Linked DNA regions of Homo sapiens: region 2 is linked to region 1. A link is an interaction called in ENCODE POLR2A ChIA-PET data of the cell type or tissue named here. Cell type or tissue: OCI-LY7. All regions are shown on one strand.

Region 1 (8,000 bases):
GTCGATTTTCTTCCTGGAAACCTCTGTTGGCTGTTGGTGCCTTTGCCCAACCTCTTGTCCTGCATCCAGGTATGCAGACAAGTGAAGGGTGAAGAAAACAAAGAGCAGATTTATTTAGTGTTAGAACAGCTCAGAGGAGACCCGCGATGGTTAGTTCCCCTCTGTAGGCAGGCAGGTTGTCTGTCGAGTGTTCAGCTCTCAGTAGAGAGGAAGCCCTGGAGAGGGTAGCTCCTCTCTGCTTGCTGGTTGACTAGACGTCTGCTGCTCTCAGCAAAGAGGAGGCCCTGGAGAGGGTAACTCCTCTCTGCGGGCAGGTCATTTGGCGGTCTCTGCAGGTCTCTGAAGTTCTCAGCAGAGAGGGTAGCTCCTCTCTGTAGCTAGTCATCCCATGTCTACTCAGCTGTGGCTGAGTCCGGGGCTTTTATGGGCCTCAGAGGGGAGGAAGTGCGGTATGTGCCAGTTGGCCCATGGGTGGCCATGGGCGGGCCTGGAAAAGGCACCAGTTCCCACTCTGGTCAGTGGGACTGGCAGCCAGGCCCCCCAGCCTTCAGGCCCCTGCCTGGCCTGAAGGAGGGACCTTACTGGGACCTGCCCCCTTCTACCTGGGACTCTGTCTGCCTGCTGTTGTTCATGGTGCTTGGGCTCTGCCCAACTTTGCTCCAGATTGAGATCGGAGTGGGTGCTGATAGCAGGGAGAAGCCAAACAGTGGGGGCAGGTGCTTCTGAGCCTGTGAGGGTGGGGCCTTCCCAGACCCCCAAGAGTGCAGGGATGCCTGAGTTGCAGCCATGGTTTGGGGGGTTTCAGCTGCCCCATGGGGGGCAGGGCTTCTGCCTGCTTCTGGCTCCCCAAGAACACAAGGAGGCTCATATCTGCAGCCACAACTTGGGTGGTGCCCCTGCCTGCTCCGTGGAACATGTAGCCCTGCCCAGGCCTCCTTGCTTCAGCCAGGATAATGGCAGGCCAACTGGATCAGCTGCCACCATTATAACCATCACCACTTTCCAATTCCAGAACGTGTTTTATCACTCTGAAACCCCCCCTGTACCTGTTAGTAGTCACTCCCCATTTACTCTTCCCCAAAGAGTCTGGTAACCACTAATCCACTTTCTGTCTCTATGGATTTGCTTATTCTGGACATTTCATATGAATGGAATCATATACAGCAATATGTGGCCTTTTATGTCTGGCTAAACTGGCTTTTACTTAGCATAATGTTTTCAAGATTCATCCATGTTGTAGAATGTATCAGTACCTCCTTTTTATGGATGAATAATATTCCATTGTTTACATGTATAATATTTTGTTTGTCCATTCATAAGTTGATGGACATTTAGGTTGTTTGCATTTTTTGGCCGTTAGGCTTAATGCTCCAATGAACATTAATGTACAGGTTTTTGAGTGGATCCATGTTTTCATTTGTCCCAGATATATACTAGGAGTGGAACTGCTGGGTCATATGGTGTCTCTGTGCTTAACTCTTTGAGAAACTGCCAGACTGTTTTCCACAGGGGTGGCACCATCTTATGTTCCCACCAGCAATTCCGTGAGGGTTCCAGTTTCTCCATATTCTCAGCAACACTTGTATTTTCTGTTTTCTGTTTTATTTTATTATACCCATCCTAGTGTTATGTGAAGTTGTCTCTCACTACAGTTTTGATCTGCATTTACTAATGACTGATGATGAACATCTGTTCATGTACTTACTGGCCACTTTGCCTGTCTTTGGAGAGATGTGTATTCAAATCCTTTGCCCATTTTAAAATTGGCTTATTTGTCCTTTTATTGTTGAGTTGTAAGAGTTCCGGATACTAGATTCTGGTACACTATATGTATTCTGAATACTAGACCTTTATCAGATATGTGATTTGAAAATACTTGTTCCCATTCTGTGCAGTGTCTCTTTACTTTCATGATGATGTCCTTTGATAAACAGACATTGAAAAATATGATGAAATTCGATTTATTTATTTATTGGGGGATTACATGTTCTTTTAGTGTCATATAGAGAGCCTAATTTTATGGCTGCATAATATTCCATAATATGGCTGTATGCCATATTTACTTTAAAACCTCGTATATTTAAGTTTGTCTGCAGGGTTTTTTTTAACCATTAATACTATTGCTGCGAATATAGTGTACATAAATATTTCATTGCATATATAATTAATTATTTCTGATAGATTCCTAGAAGTGATTCTAAAAGGCATAAACATTAACATTTTTTTTCCTGCTACTATCATGGATTTCTCATTCTTTTTTATCTGGAATTATACAGCTTGTATATAAAGTAACTCTGGTAAAACATTCAAGCAGTGCAAGTAAAGTATACTTTTCCCCACCCTGCAAATTCTCGAGTCTCTAAGGACATTTTTATAGCTTTAGATGAGCAGATTACTCCCAGATTATTTACCAGCCTTGTTTCCTAAAAAGTTTTACCAGATTATACTTCCATCAGCATTGTGTGGGTACCTAGCCCATTGCTCCCTCTCCTATGTTATTAGTGCAAGTAGTTTTGTTTTTGTTTTTTGAGACAGAGTCTCGCTGTGTCACCCAGGCTGTAGTGCAGTGGCGCAATCTCTGCTCACTGCAATCTCTGCCTCCCTGGTTCAAGCAATTCTGCCACCTCAGCCTCCTGAGTAGCTGGGATCACAGGTGGGCACCACTACACCTGGCTAATTTTTGTATTTTTAGTAGAGACAGGGTTTCACCATGTTGGCCAGGCTGGTCTTGAACTCCTGACCTCAAGTGATCCTCCCACCTCAGCCTCCCGAAGTGCTGGGATTACAGACATGAGCCACTGTGTCAGGCCTGTTTTTTTTTTTTTTTTTTTCCTGATAATAATAGCAGGCTGGGCACAGTAGCTTATGCCTGTAATCCCAGCACCTTGGGAGGCCAAGGCAGGAGGATCCCTTGAACCCAGGAGTTCGCGAGCAGCCTGGGCAACATAGGGAGACCCTGTCTACAAATCAAAAAATTAGTCAGGTGTAGTGGCTCATGCCTGTAGTCCTAGCTACCTGAGAGGCTGATGCGGGAGGATTGCTTCAGCCCAGGTGGTCAAGGCTGCAGTGAGCCAAGGTCGCACCACTGTACTTCAGCCTGAGTGACAGAGCAAGACCCCATCTCAAAAAAAAAAAAAAAGAAAAGAAGCTAATACTTATTGAGCATTTACTGTTGACAGTCACTTTGCTAAAGCAATTCAGGTGCATTCTCTCATTTCATCTTCACACTAAAACTATAAGGATGTTAAGGCTCACAGTGATTAAAGTGATATGCCCAAGGTCACCGAGTAAGTGTTCAAGTTAGTTCTGCCAAATCCGAGTCCACGGTCTAAAACACTATTTCCCAATTAAATACTGTCACTGAAAAACTTTTGATTCCATGTTTTGATTTGCGTTTCTTTAATTATTCACCAGGCTGAATTTTTAATCAGTTTATTGACTTTTAATTTTTTGTGAATTATCTATATTTTTCTTTTTAAAATTTAAAATGTTAATGTTTCCTTTTTTTTTTTTTTTTTTTTTTTTTTTGGAGACAGGATGTCGCTCTGTTGCGTATGCTGGAGTGCAGTGACACAATCATGGCTCACTGCAGCTTGAAACTCCTGGGCTCAAGTGATCCTCCTCCCTCAGCCTTCCAACTAGCTGGGAGTATAGGCATGTGCCACCATGCCTGGCTGGCTTTTTTTTTTTTTTTTTTTTTTTTTTTTTAGTTTTTGTAGAAATGGGGTCTCACTCTGTTGCTTAAGCTGATCTCGAACTCCTGGGCTCAAGTAATCCTCCTGCCTTGGCCTCCCAAAATGTTGGGATTATAGGCATGGGCTGCCATGCTTGGTGTTTCCTTATTGATTTGTATAATCTTTCTTTTTTGGTTTGTTTAGTAGGGACAGGGTCTTGCTCTATCACTCAGGCTGGAATACAGTGGCACAATCATAGCTCACTATAGCCTTGACTGCCTAGGCTCAAGTAATGTCCCCACCTCAGCTACCTGAACAGCGAGGACTACAGGTGTACTCCACCACACTTGGCTAATTTTTTGGTATTTTTTTTAGAGATGGAGTGTCACTATGTTGCCCAGGCTAGTCTTGAATTCCTTGTCTCAAGGGATCCTCCTGCCTTGGCCTCCCAAAGTGCTGGGATTATAGGCATTGAGCCACTGTGCCTGGTTGTCACTTCCTTTAAGCCATGAAGTGTTCACTGGTTTATCATTTATGTTTTAATTTTGTTGATGGTGTTTTGTTTTAAAGCTTACATTTTTATGTAGTCAAATCTATTGATCATTTGTGAATTTCTTCTGTTTCCTTTATGCGTAGAAAAGCCTCTTCCAGTTATGTTTTCATTAATGTATTACTTCTTTTTTTTTAAGAGACACAGTCTCACTATGTTGCCCAGGATAGAGTGTGGTGTCTGTTCGCAGGTGTGATCAAAGAGCACTACAGCCTTGGCCTCCTGGCCTCAAGCCATTCTCTTGTGCCAGCCTCCTGAGGAGCTGGGACTACAGGTACATGCCATTGCACCCGGCTATATTAATAGTCACCTAAATGTTTTTGAGGTCAAGTCACAAATCCACCTGATAGGGTTTTTTTGTTTTTTTGTTTTTTGTTTTTTTTTATGAGACGGAGTCTTACTCTGTCACCCAGGCTGGAGTGCAGTGGTGCGATCTTGGGTCACTGAAACCTCCGCCTCCTGGCTTCAGGCAATTTTCCTGCCTCAGCCTCCTGAGTAGCTACCACGCCCGACTAATTTTTGTATTTTTAGTAGAGACGGGGTTTCACCATGTTGGTCAGGCTGGCTTTGAACTCCTGACCTTAAATGACCGCCTGCCTTGGCCTCCCAAAGTGCTGCTATTACAGGTGTGAGCCAGTGTGCCCGGCCCCACCTTATAGTTCTAGTGGCAGTGGATTGGGAAATTTGTAATCATATGTTTGCATATATTTTGGGCAGTTTTATGACTTAAAGATAGTTATTTTTTTGCTGAAAGAGCCATCAGTGGTTGAATTTTAATCAACATTCGAAGAAAAAAATGATAAACAGGCTGTATAACCAGCCTAGTGCTTCAGCAGCATGTGAGATGCATGGAAGCCCTCCCCACTGAAGCCCTGTTGTGTGTACTTAGGAGTTTGGTATCTTGGTTCAAATACTGGCTTAAAAGCTCAGAAACCTGGATCCTGGTTCTGGCCCTGCTGTTGCCTGTTATAGATTTATGACTTGAGCAGGTCACTTGATTTCTATCAATTCTTTCATCTGTAAAATAATAGGGCTGAATTACATAATCTCTGAGGATAATTCTAGTTGCATAATTCTGACTGTTATCCTTCTGATAAGGAATCATTTCATGTACATTTGGTATCGATAAGTTTTTTATAAAGTTTTAAGTGGCATGAAGGAAGGGAGAGTAGTAACAAGTGAATGAAGTGTGTGGGAGAAAGGAGTGGGTGGGGGAACAGAGAAAGGGAACAAGGAATGAGTCTGCCACAGCCAGTGTATGGCAGATGGCCCAGAAGGAAGCTAGAAGGGGGATAAATCTGAAGTGAGCTGGGAGCTTCATTGGGCTTCGGCTTCTTGAAGGAGGAGTAGTTCTGATCTGGTATAGACAGATGTCCCGAGCGTCAAAAGAAAAGCCTATGGTCAGGGCCAGTAGGAGGGTACTCTGAGAGAAAGAGACTGAAAAATTAGCACATGGTCATGATTATTAGATACCTGCCAAAAGTTATCTCAAAGACAAAGCAATGCAACTATATCAATAGAAACTGGAGCCACAGAAGAGTCTAGGAACCCCGTAATAGACGAGACATCACAGAATGTCAGTTGGCAGTGCCCGTGCCGTGTAGTTGGCCCTCAGACTCCACCTGCCGGGTTGTGGGGCCAGGCATTTACTTTAATGGTAAAGACAGAGGCACCAGGCTTCCACTAAATGTTGGTTGCATACACCTAACTTCCTTTGCTGTCTTCTATGATTCTGAAGAGACTTTCTGATGTTATTTGACCTTGCCATTTGAATTTTTTCACAGATAACTGCAAAGAATAGGTATATTTCTCCTTGTGAATTAATGAATTGCCTTTCTGATTTGTGCTTCTTCTGTGTCTAGATAGTGCTATCCAACCTCCTCAAGTCCAGTTAACTTTAAGACTTTGACAGGTTAAGATTTCTGTATCGGCAAGGTTGACAACCAAACTAGACCTTTTGGTAAATTAAGTTGAAGCCATCTTGGAAAGTCTTCTGGCAGCCAGCCAGCTGGCCTATTCCAATAGCACTCTTTCCCAGATAACATATCACCATCCATCCTTTAGCAGAGACCAGCAGAAAAAACAAGGAGCCTCAAATGCAGGCACTCCTGCCAGGCCACCCAGCAGTCCATCTCTGCCTGTGAGGGATTGGGGAATGATGGCAGTGAGCCCAGAAATACTGTCAGCCAGAGAGATTAAAGTAGTAGTTAAGAACACGGAGCCAGGCACATCTGCATTTGGGCTCTGCTCAAACTTATTAGCTGTGTGGTCTTGTGGGTTATATAACCTTGCTTGACATTAGTTTCCTCATCTATAAAATAGGGATATAATGGTATCTACCTCATTGAGATGTTAGGGGAATTAAATGAGAAAGTGTGTGGAACGTGCTTAGCACAATGCCAGACATTATTACCATGATAGAGCAGTTGATGACCTTGCCAAAGGCATTTGAGAGCCTCAGGGATATGGAAAAGGGCAGAGACCAGTGGATTGGGCAAAAAAGATGTTTTAATCACCTCCTATTCACCCCATCCGAAGAGAGAGGGATTTCCACTGTAGGGTTATGGGGATGCTGAACACATGACACCTGACAGTGGACAGATGAGCTTGACAGCTGTAGTCACATATACTCACAGCCTGGAAGCTGGGATACCACACACCACGTAGGCCCACACGGGAGCTGCACTCGAGAGCAGAGTAAGCCACCGGCGAGGGGCTGTGGGAAGCAGCCTTTGTAGTGTCAAGAGCGGATGGTGCCCCCTGGTTCTGGCCAGAGGATATGATTGGCTTGTTTGAATAATTCCAGGGGCTGGCTGGGAACTGTAACCCACTCACTTCTCAAGAATAAGCAAGAGCTGTACCTGGTCCCCTTAGTAAGGAGGATTGTTTGGGCAGGGGACCTTATCCGTGGAGCACAATGGGGAGGGGTACTTGTGGTAGGCCATTTGAGGCCCTCGAGATTGTACTAGATGTCAAGTAAGCATGTAACTGAGCTGCTTTTTTTTTTTTTCAGAGTCTTGCTGTGTTGCCCAGGCTGGAGTCTGGAGTACACTGGTACAAACATGGCTCACTGAAGCCTCAACCTCCTGGGCTCAAGTGATCCTTCCACCTCAGCCTCCCAAGTAGCCGGGACTATAGGCACAGGCCACCACACCTGGCTAATTTTTTGTGTTTCTTGTAGAGACGGGGGTCTTGCCATGTTGCCCAGGCTGGTCTTGAACTCCTGAACTCAAGTGATCCTCCTGCCTCGGCCTCCCAAAGTGTTGGGATTACAGGCGTGAGCCACTCTGTCCAGCCTCATATTGAGCTTTAATTTTAGACTTTACACCACAAAAGAGAATACTAACCTTGAAATGCTGTTGAATACAGCTTTCAGGGGATCTGAGTAGGAGGCTATGGGAGAGAAGTAGAGGTGTTTGATTCTGTGAGAGACGACAGATGGCATAATGGCTAGAAAGGAAATGTCACAGTAGGTCATATATTGTGTCATGAGCCAAGATATCTTCACTGTGTTCAGTTCAGCATATATTTATTGGCTGGCTGTACCATTCTAGGTCCTTCGAGGCTTAACTAGGTCTGGTTGACCATTTCCTAGATCAAGAGCAGTGTGTCCTGGCACAGGATCCTGTTAGGTCTAGTTACTTTGGCAGCAACTGGCTAAAGCCTGGGGCCCTAGAAGATAGGCTGCTGGAATGCATTCCAAAAGAGTTTGGGTTGGTACCAGGAGGCCACAGAGCTATTTGCCTAAGGCCTGGTTGTTAGGATCCTCCATGTCA
Region 2 (8,000 bases), 410 kb before region 1:
CATTAGATTGTAAGTTCTGTGAGGGCAGGGCTTTGGCCTGGCATGGTCACCCCATTGCTAATGCCTAGAATACTGCCATACATACAGTAGGTTTTAAGAAATATTTTTTAAGTGAATGAATTTGATGATGTCTGAGGGTTAACGTTTTCCCTAATATTCCATGGGCCTTTTTGCTGTGTTTCCTGAGACAGCTTTTGTGCTTGGTCAGCCATATCTTTATTTGGGCTCATTGAAGTAGTGATTACTAATCTACTCTTGCTTGACTTTTTCCATCTGTTTAGGTCAGTATCTTCTGCAGCTGCACTGTCTGGACAATTTACCATCACTTAGAAAATCTGTGATGACTACTAGTTCTCTTACTCTCCTAAAAATTATTCACTTAATGTTTGTTTCCTTATCTTCCTTTATTTCTTTGTTTGCAAATAACTTTTACCGCTTGTTCACTACTGTATCAGATTCCTGGTCATGTTATGCTTTGTGTCTTACTAGTTTCTACTTTTAGTTTCTCATACCTTCAGTCCAAAATATTTTTACTAAAGCAATTTTCATTACTTGCCATTTCAGCTACCTCTGCTGCTGCTGCTGCTATTTTAAGTCCTGAATGTCAAAACTCTTCTGGGACATTGATCTCAAACTGCTTATTCCGTGAAGTGAAACCAGGCTTTCTGCCACCAATGTGGCGTCCCTTTTTGCAATTTTAGAAAAATATTTTTTAAATCAAAGATTTGGCATTAGCCATTATACTAAAGTCCAGAACAATTTCTAATAGAGCAGAAAACTATATTGTTCAGCCATGGTATTCACTAAGCACTGGTGCTCTATCACCTTAAGACAAAGTCTGATTTAGGCTCTGTTACTGTTGTTCTGTAATGCTTTACACTTTAACCTTGCATCCTTTTCTGTAAAATTAAGCCATTGCCATTTGCCATTTCAATTCTGCTGTGTGTTCTTGATTGGTATATTGCTACTATAATGATTAAAAGCATAGACTCTGGAACCAGACTGCCTGGGTTCAGATCCTGGTTCTGCCACTTATTAGGTATGTGCAGTCTAAGTAACGTCTTTGTGACTCAGGTTTACTTCCTCTAAAATAGGGGTAGCAGTAGTGCTTACCTAACAGGGCTGCAGTGTTAGGAAGATTGAATTAATATATATGAAGTGTTTAGGACTGTTCACTGGCACATAGTGAGTGCTGTATAGATTTTTGCTCTTGGCACAACTGTGAGGACCCTTCCCCGCCATCTTTGAGAAGCTGTGTTTCTCTCAAACATAAACATTTTAATAACCATCCTTCTCCCGGACTAATCTGATGAATCCAAAAACATTTCTTTTTTCTTTTTTGAGATGGAGTTTTGCTCTTGTTGCCCAGGCTGGAGTGCAATGGCGCGATCTCGGCTCACCGCAACCTCCGCCTCCTGGATTCAAGTAATTTTCCTGCCTCGGCCTCTTGAGTAGCTGGGATTGCAGGCATGCGTCAGCGCCCCTGGCTAATTTTGTATTTTTCGTAGAGATGGGGTTTCTCTATGTTGGTCAGGCTGGTCTCCAACTCCTGACCTCAGGTGATCCGCCCGTCTCGGCCTCTCAAAGTACTGGGATTACAGGCATAAGCCACTATGTCTAGCCCAAAAACATTTCTAAATGAAGTGGAGATTGCTTTACCTTTTTTTTTTCTTTTTTTTTTGAGACAGAGTCTCGCTCTGTCACCCAGGCTGGAGTGCAGTGGCATGATCTTGGCTCACTGCAACCTCTGCCTCCCGGGTTCAAGTGATTCTCCTGCTTCGGCCTCCTGAGTAGCTGGGATTACAGGTGTCCGCCACCACACCCGGGTAATTTTCGTATTTTTAGTAGAGGTGGGGGGGTTTCACCATGTTGGTCAGGCTGGTCTGTAACTCCTGACCTCACGTGATCTGCCTGCCTCGGCCTCCCAAAGTGCTGGAATTAACAGGCGTGAGCCGCTGCATTCCGGCCTCCTTTACATTTTTATCCGTTACCTTTACCGTTGTCATAGAAGCAAGGGTGTCAGGCCTCAGGTATGCAGTATAGTCTGTGGACCCATCAGCATAAGTGTCACCTGGGAGCTCATTAGAACTATCAGGATTCATCCCAGTCTTACTGACCCAGAATCTTATTTTAATAAGATCCCCACATGATTTTTATGTGTATTAAGGCTTGAAGCACCCTCTTCAGGACTGCTAGAGTGATGTCTCAAATTTCGGAAACAATGTGAATGCTTTATTTCATTTTATTTTCCTATGGAAGCATAACCTGGTTTATTTTAGGCAGTGTACCACAATTTATTGCAAGGATCATAATCTGAAAATGAATCTGAAGCATATTTAGTTTTTAAAGGAATTGTTGCTTCCTGCCTATTACGTAGAATTGCCTCATGTCTGCCCATTATCAGGAACTAATGTGTTATTTAAAGTTTTTTTTTTTTTTGAGATGGAGTTTTGCCCTTGTTGCCCAGGCTGGAGTGCAATGGCATGATCTCCACTCACTGCAACCTCCACCTCCCGGGTTCAAGTGATTCTCCTGCCTCAACCTCCCGAGTAGCTGGGATTACAGGCATGTGCCAGCATGCCTGGCTGATCTTGTATTTTTAGTAGAGATGGGGTTTCTCCATGTTGGGAGTTTCTCCATGCTGGTCAGGCTGGTCTCAAACTCCCGACCTCAGGTGATCCACCCACCTTGGCCTCCCATAGTGCTGGGATTACAGGCGTGAACCACCGCACCCAGCCGAATTACGTATTTTTTAATTTTATTTTTATTTTTTAGAGATAGAGTCTTGCTATGTCACCAGGCTGCAGTGCGTGGTGTGATTATAGCTCACTGTAACCTTGAACTCCTGGGCTTAAAGGATCCTCCAACCTCAGCCTCCCAAGTAGCTGGGATTGCAGGCACGCACCACCACACTTGGCTAATTGTAAATATATATATATATTTTTGTAGAGAATGGGGCCTTTTTATGTTGCCCAGGTTGTTCTTGAACTCCTGGCCTCAAGTGACCTCCCACCTTGGCCTCCCAGAGCTGTGGGATTACAGTTGTGAGCCTCTGCACCGGGCCTTAATTTTTTTTTTTTTTGAGACGGAGTTTTGCTCTTGTTGCCCAGGCTGGAGTGCAATGGCGCAATCTCGGCTCACCGCAACCTCCGCCTCCCAGGTTCAAGTGATTCTCCTGCCTCCACCTCCCTAGTAGCTGGGATTACAGGCATGTGCCACCACAGCACGGGGCCTTAATTATACATTTGAACTTAAGTGACATTTTATTGAAAACTAATTGTGGTGACGAGGAATGGTCTAAGCATATGATTAGGATAATTCATATTCATTATGAAAACTTAGGTGAAATACAGACTTGGCATTTAGCTTGTCAAATGTAAACATGTTTTCTGCTTTCTTTGCTAAAATCATATTTCCAATTTCAAGGGAAAATGTTAAGAACCAAAATCATCTTTTTCAGCTACCCGCCTGAAAAAATTATTGCTATTTTTCTTTTCTTTTTTTTGAGAATTCTCGCTCTGTTGCCCAGGCTGGAGTGCAGTGGTACGATCTTGGCTCACTGCAACCTTGCCTCCCAGGTTCAAGCGATTCTCTTGCCTCAGCCTCCCAAGTAGCTGGGATTACAGGCGCACACCACCATGCCTGGCTAATTTTTGTATTTTTAGTAGAGACGGGGTTTCACTATGTTGGACAGGATGGTCTTGAACTTCTGACCTCAGGTGATCCGCCTGCCTTGGCCTCCCAAAGTGCTGGGATTACAGGCGTGAGCCACGGCTCCCAGCCTGTTATTTTTCAAGGGCCAGATTGAATTTATTTCTCTGATATTTCCTTTTTCCTTCTTTAACTATATGGTGTAGGAGAAATTCTCCAGGACTATCCCTGAGAGCTGGGGGATCAGTGTCTCAGGAACACCTGTGTTTATTACCTGTGTCCATTCTCTGTGTCTTAAGTGGCCATTTGAAGCCATCTACGTCCTTTTCAATTGAAAGATTATCAGTAGGCTGGGTGCGGTGGCTCATGCTTGTAATCCCAGCACTTTGGGAGGCTGAGGCAGGCAGATCACCTGAGGGCTGGAGTTCAAGACCAACCTGGCCAACATGGTGAAACCCCGTCTTTACTAAAAATACAAAAATTAGCCATGGTGGCATGCACCTGTAATCCCAGCTACTTGAGAGGCTGAGGCACGAGAATCGCTTGAACCTGGGATGCAGAGGCTGCAGTGAGCGGGGATGCACCACTGTTCTCCAGCCTGGGTGACAGCTGAGACTCCGTCTCAAAAAATTAAAAAAAAAAAAGATTATTGCAATTCATTACTCCATGTGGAAGGAGGAGAGGTGTCTGAGAACAGATCAAATGAGGAACAGATGATTAAACCAGAGGGAGATGGAGGTGGAATAAAAGAATATTATGTTAATTAGTGTTAAGGGGTATGAGAAAAGAGGATAAATTTAGTAGAAGAAAGCATAAACAAGATTTCAGCTATGGTTCATTTGCTTTGCTGGAAGACAGTTTAGGAGTATTTGTAATATTTTTAGTTTGTTTTTAATCTATATAAAAGCAGATGAAGAGGAGTGGGAAGTGAAAGAATAATGTTACTTGAATAACACTTATCTCTGGTTTCAGGGATTTTCATTACAACTTTACTAGTATTTGTTTCATTAGCTGAATACTATTGGAGAAGAACTCAGTTTTAGATAAATTCTGAAATGGAATTAATACATTCATATCACTTGCTTGCCTAAAAAACATTTTTATTATAGGGTTTAAGATTAACAAGATTTTAAAATAAGTGATTAGATTTTAGAATGTGTAAAGTTTGGTTTATAACTTGAAAGGATAGTTCTATGGATATCAGTGTTTTTTTATTTTGCTATTTTATTCGTGCTGTTTATTTGCTCTGTTCATCATAGGGGCAAAGGAAATGTTAGATCATCCTAATAGTTGATAAGCTAGTAAAGATGAGGGTAGGGGATAATTTTAGAGTAAGGCCTGTGTGGCTTAGTGTGTTTCAGAATATCTGAAAGACATTTCCATGGGCTTGGGTGTCAGATAAATTAGAAACCCAGCCGGGCAGAGTGGCTCACGCCTGTAATCCCAGCACTTTGGGAGGCCATGGCGGGCGGATCACCTGAGGTCAGGAGTTCGAGACCAGCCTGGCCAACATGGTGAAACCCCGTCTCTACTAAAAATACAAAAAATTAGCCAGGTGTGGTGGCATGTGCCTGTAATCCCAGCTACTCAGGAGGCTGAGGCAGGAGAATCGCTTGAACCCGGGAGGTGGAGGTTTCAGTGAGCCGAGATTGCACCACTGCACTTCAGTCTGAGTAACAAGAGCAAAACTCTGTCTCAGGAAAAAAAAAAAAAAAGAAACCCTTTATTATATCTTCATCCTGGAAATCATAATGTATATAAGTTTATTTTAAAGGGTTAGGGAAGTTAGACGGTCAATCAGTTTAACTTCATGTTTCTTTCTTTTTTTTTTTTTTTTTTTTTTTTTTTTTGAGATGGAGTCTTGCTCTATCAGCCAGGCTGTAGTGCAGTGGCATGATCTTGGCTCACTGCCACCTCTGCCTCCCGGGTTCAAGCAATTCTCCTGCCTCACCCTCCTGAGTAGCTGGGATTACAGGTGCCCGCCACCATGCCCGGCTAATTTTTGTATTTTTAGTGGAGATGTTGGCCATCTCCACTTTAGTGGAGACCGTGTTGGCCAGGCTGGTCTCGAACTCCTGACCTCAAGTGATCCGCCCCCTTCAGCCTCCCAAAGTGCTGGGATTACAGGCGTGAGCCACTGCGCCCGGCCTAACTTGATGTTTCTTAAACTTGTTTGATGACGTTTCATCCTCCCCATCACCCCTATGGAACACCCTTTTTTATTTTATTTATTTCTTTTTTTTGGAGAACGGATTCTTACTCTGTCACCCAGGCTGGAGTGCAGTGGCGTGATCTTGGCTCACTGCAACCTCTGCCTCCTGGGTTCAAGCAATTCTGCCTCAGCCTCCCGAGTAGCTGGGACTACAGGCATGTGCCACCATACCCAGCTAATTTTTGTATTTTTAGTAGACACGGGGTTTCACCACGTTGGCCAGGCTGGTCTCAAACTCCTGGCCTTAAATGATGTGCCTGCCTTGGCCTCCCAAAGTGTTGGGATTACAGGCGTGAGCCTCCATGCCTGGCTGTTTGACCCATTTAAAAAATGGCTTGTGGTTTATAAGACAAATTGTTTGAGAATCTGAATGTAGGTACTTCTACCTCATCAGCTAGAACAAAGAAAGTCTAAATAATCATAGTTTGTTTTGTAGTTGGCATCTCACCTCATAACTTTTAAAAGAAAGGTTCTGAATTTGTCACGTTTGCTGCCTAGGTAATGTAGTGACTTATTTTATGCTGCAAATGTCTGCTTGTTTAGGATTTCTGATATAGGCTGGCATGATTTCATTCTTGTAGACTTACGACCAAATTACTCTGTGCTGATTCTGAAAAGATTTGTCTTTTTGGTGCATGTATAAGAACATAAGTTGCCTGATCTTAAGAGTTTTTTTCTGATTGGGTATGGTGGCTCATGCCTGTAATCCCAGCAGTTTGGGAGACCTAGGTGGGAGGATTGCTTGAGGCCAGCAGTTTGAGACGAGCCTGGTAGCCTGGTCAACATAGTGAGACCGTGGCTCTATTTAAAAAAAAAAAAAAAAAAAAAAAAAAAAAAAAAAAGATTTTTTCCGAACTTATCCATTTGTCTATGGTACAAACCTATCCTCTAATTTTTCAAACCAAAAAACGTCTTTATAACTTTGTCCTTAAACACTCCACCTCCAACCTGATGACCTATTCTCTATTTCTATGCTACTACCGCAGGGCAGATCCTCCATTTCAATCTTAGATTATTACCCTAGTTTCTTAGCTGACTTCCTTGACTATCTGGTTGTCTTTGGCAGCCCACCTTGGAATACAGGCACAATATTGATACTCCTAAAACACTGTTCATGGATATGGAAGAAGTGACTGTTCTGCTTAGCTTTTAGAGTCTATATGACTTGGACTCATAGTTTTTTTTTGTTTGTTTCTTTTTTCCACTTTGCATGCTTGCTTGTGCCTTTTCTCCTGATACTCCTATCTAACTAGAGATTTATTTTCACATTATTTTAGATTACTCTCCCATGTTTACTCTGAAAATCTGTGGCACTCATATTTCATAGTGTAAAATTGTAGCAATCTGAGACTACTACAGTTGTTAGCCTCTTCTCCTTATAACCAGTAAAGTATACTAGATGATGTATGATGAACTTTCTAGCATAGAATTTGGTACAGAGTAGGCATTTAGTAAATTATTGAAATGTGTTAAAGGCCTTTGAAGGCAAGATTTCTGTTACCCAGTGTAATGCTGTAGTAGGCATTTAGATATCTTACTTAGATAACTTTTGTAATAAGTTAATAGGATTTCGTTCTTCCAAGAACCTACTCTATTTTAACAGATGTTTTAGGTCCTAACTTGTGTCCTAATTAGATAGAGAGGGTCTGTTAGGTGCTTGGGATCTTGTTCTTCAACTGCACACATACCAGCACAACTACTGTTAAATTTCTTTTGCGCTTTTTTCCCCTTTAGGACAAAAAAAGGATTTAACAGTTATGTGCTTTTAATAACATTGTATTACTTTGTTGGTAACCTTCACAACTTTTTTTTTTGAGACAGAGTCTTGCTCTTGTCATCCAGGCTGGAATGCAGTGATGCCATCATGGCTCACTGGAACCTTCGCCTCCCGGGTTCAAGTGATTCTTGTGCCTCAGCCTCCCGAGTAGCTGGGATTACAGGTGCGAGCCACCACACCGGCTACTTTTTGTATTTTTAGTAGAGATGGGGTTTTGCCATGTTGACCAGGCTGGTCTGGAACTCCTGACCTCTTATGATCTTCCTGCCTTGGCCTCCCAAAGTGCTGGGATTACAGGCGTGAGCCACTGCGCCAGGCCTTCACAGTCATCTTTAGTATGTATAACATTTCATCCTGTGG

Evidence for each region. Peaks named below come from ENCODE experiments on the same cell type or tissue, not always from the same donor. Only the 100,000 strongest peaks of a DNase experiment are listed, where the experiment ranks them.
Region 2: POLR2A ChIA-PET joins it to region 1 with 5 read pairs; 3 of 35 experiments call an interaction of 5 or more read pairs at or near these places.

Annotation. Positions count from the first base shown.
Region 1 is chr1:22,464,965-22,472,964 of GRCh38, forward strand. The region is part of intron 1 of ZBTB40 (zinc finger and BTB domain containing 40); the gene reads left to right. Among named protein-coding and RNA genes, the nearest start is that of ZBTB40, 17 kb to the left of the region's middle. RefSeq lists a silencer at 400-547. In OCI-LY7, no CTCF peak of the experiment used is centred here; no DNase peak of the experiment used is centred here.
Region 2 is chr1:22,056,061-22,064,060 of GRCh38, forward strand. All of the region lies in intron 1 of CDC42 (cell division cycle 42), which reads left to right. Among named protein-coding and RNA genes, the nearest start is that of CDC42, 7.4 kb to the left of the region's middle. RefSeq lists enhancers at 5,267-5,767, 5,768-6,268. In OCI-LY7, no CTCF peak of the experiment used is centred here; no DNase peak of the experiment used is centred here; H3K4me3 peaks cover 667 bases; H3K27ac peaks cover 1,323 bases.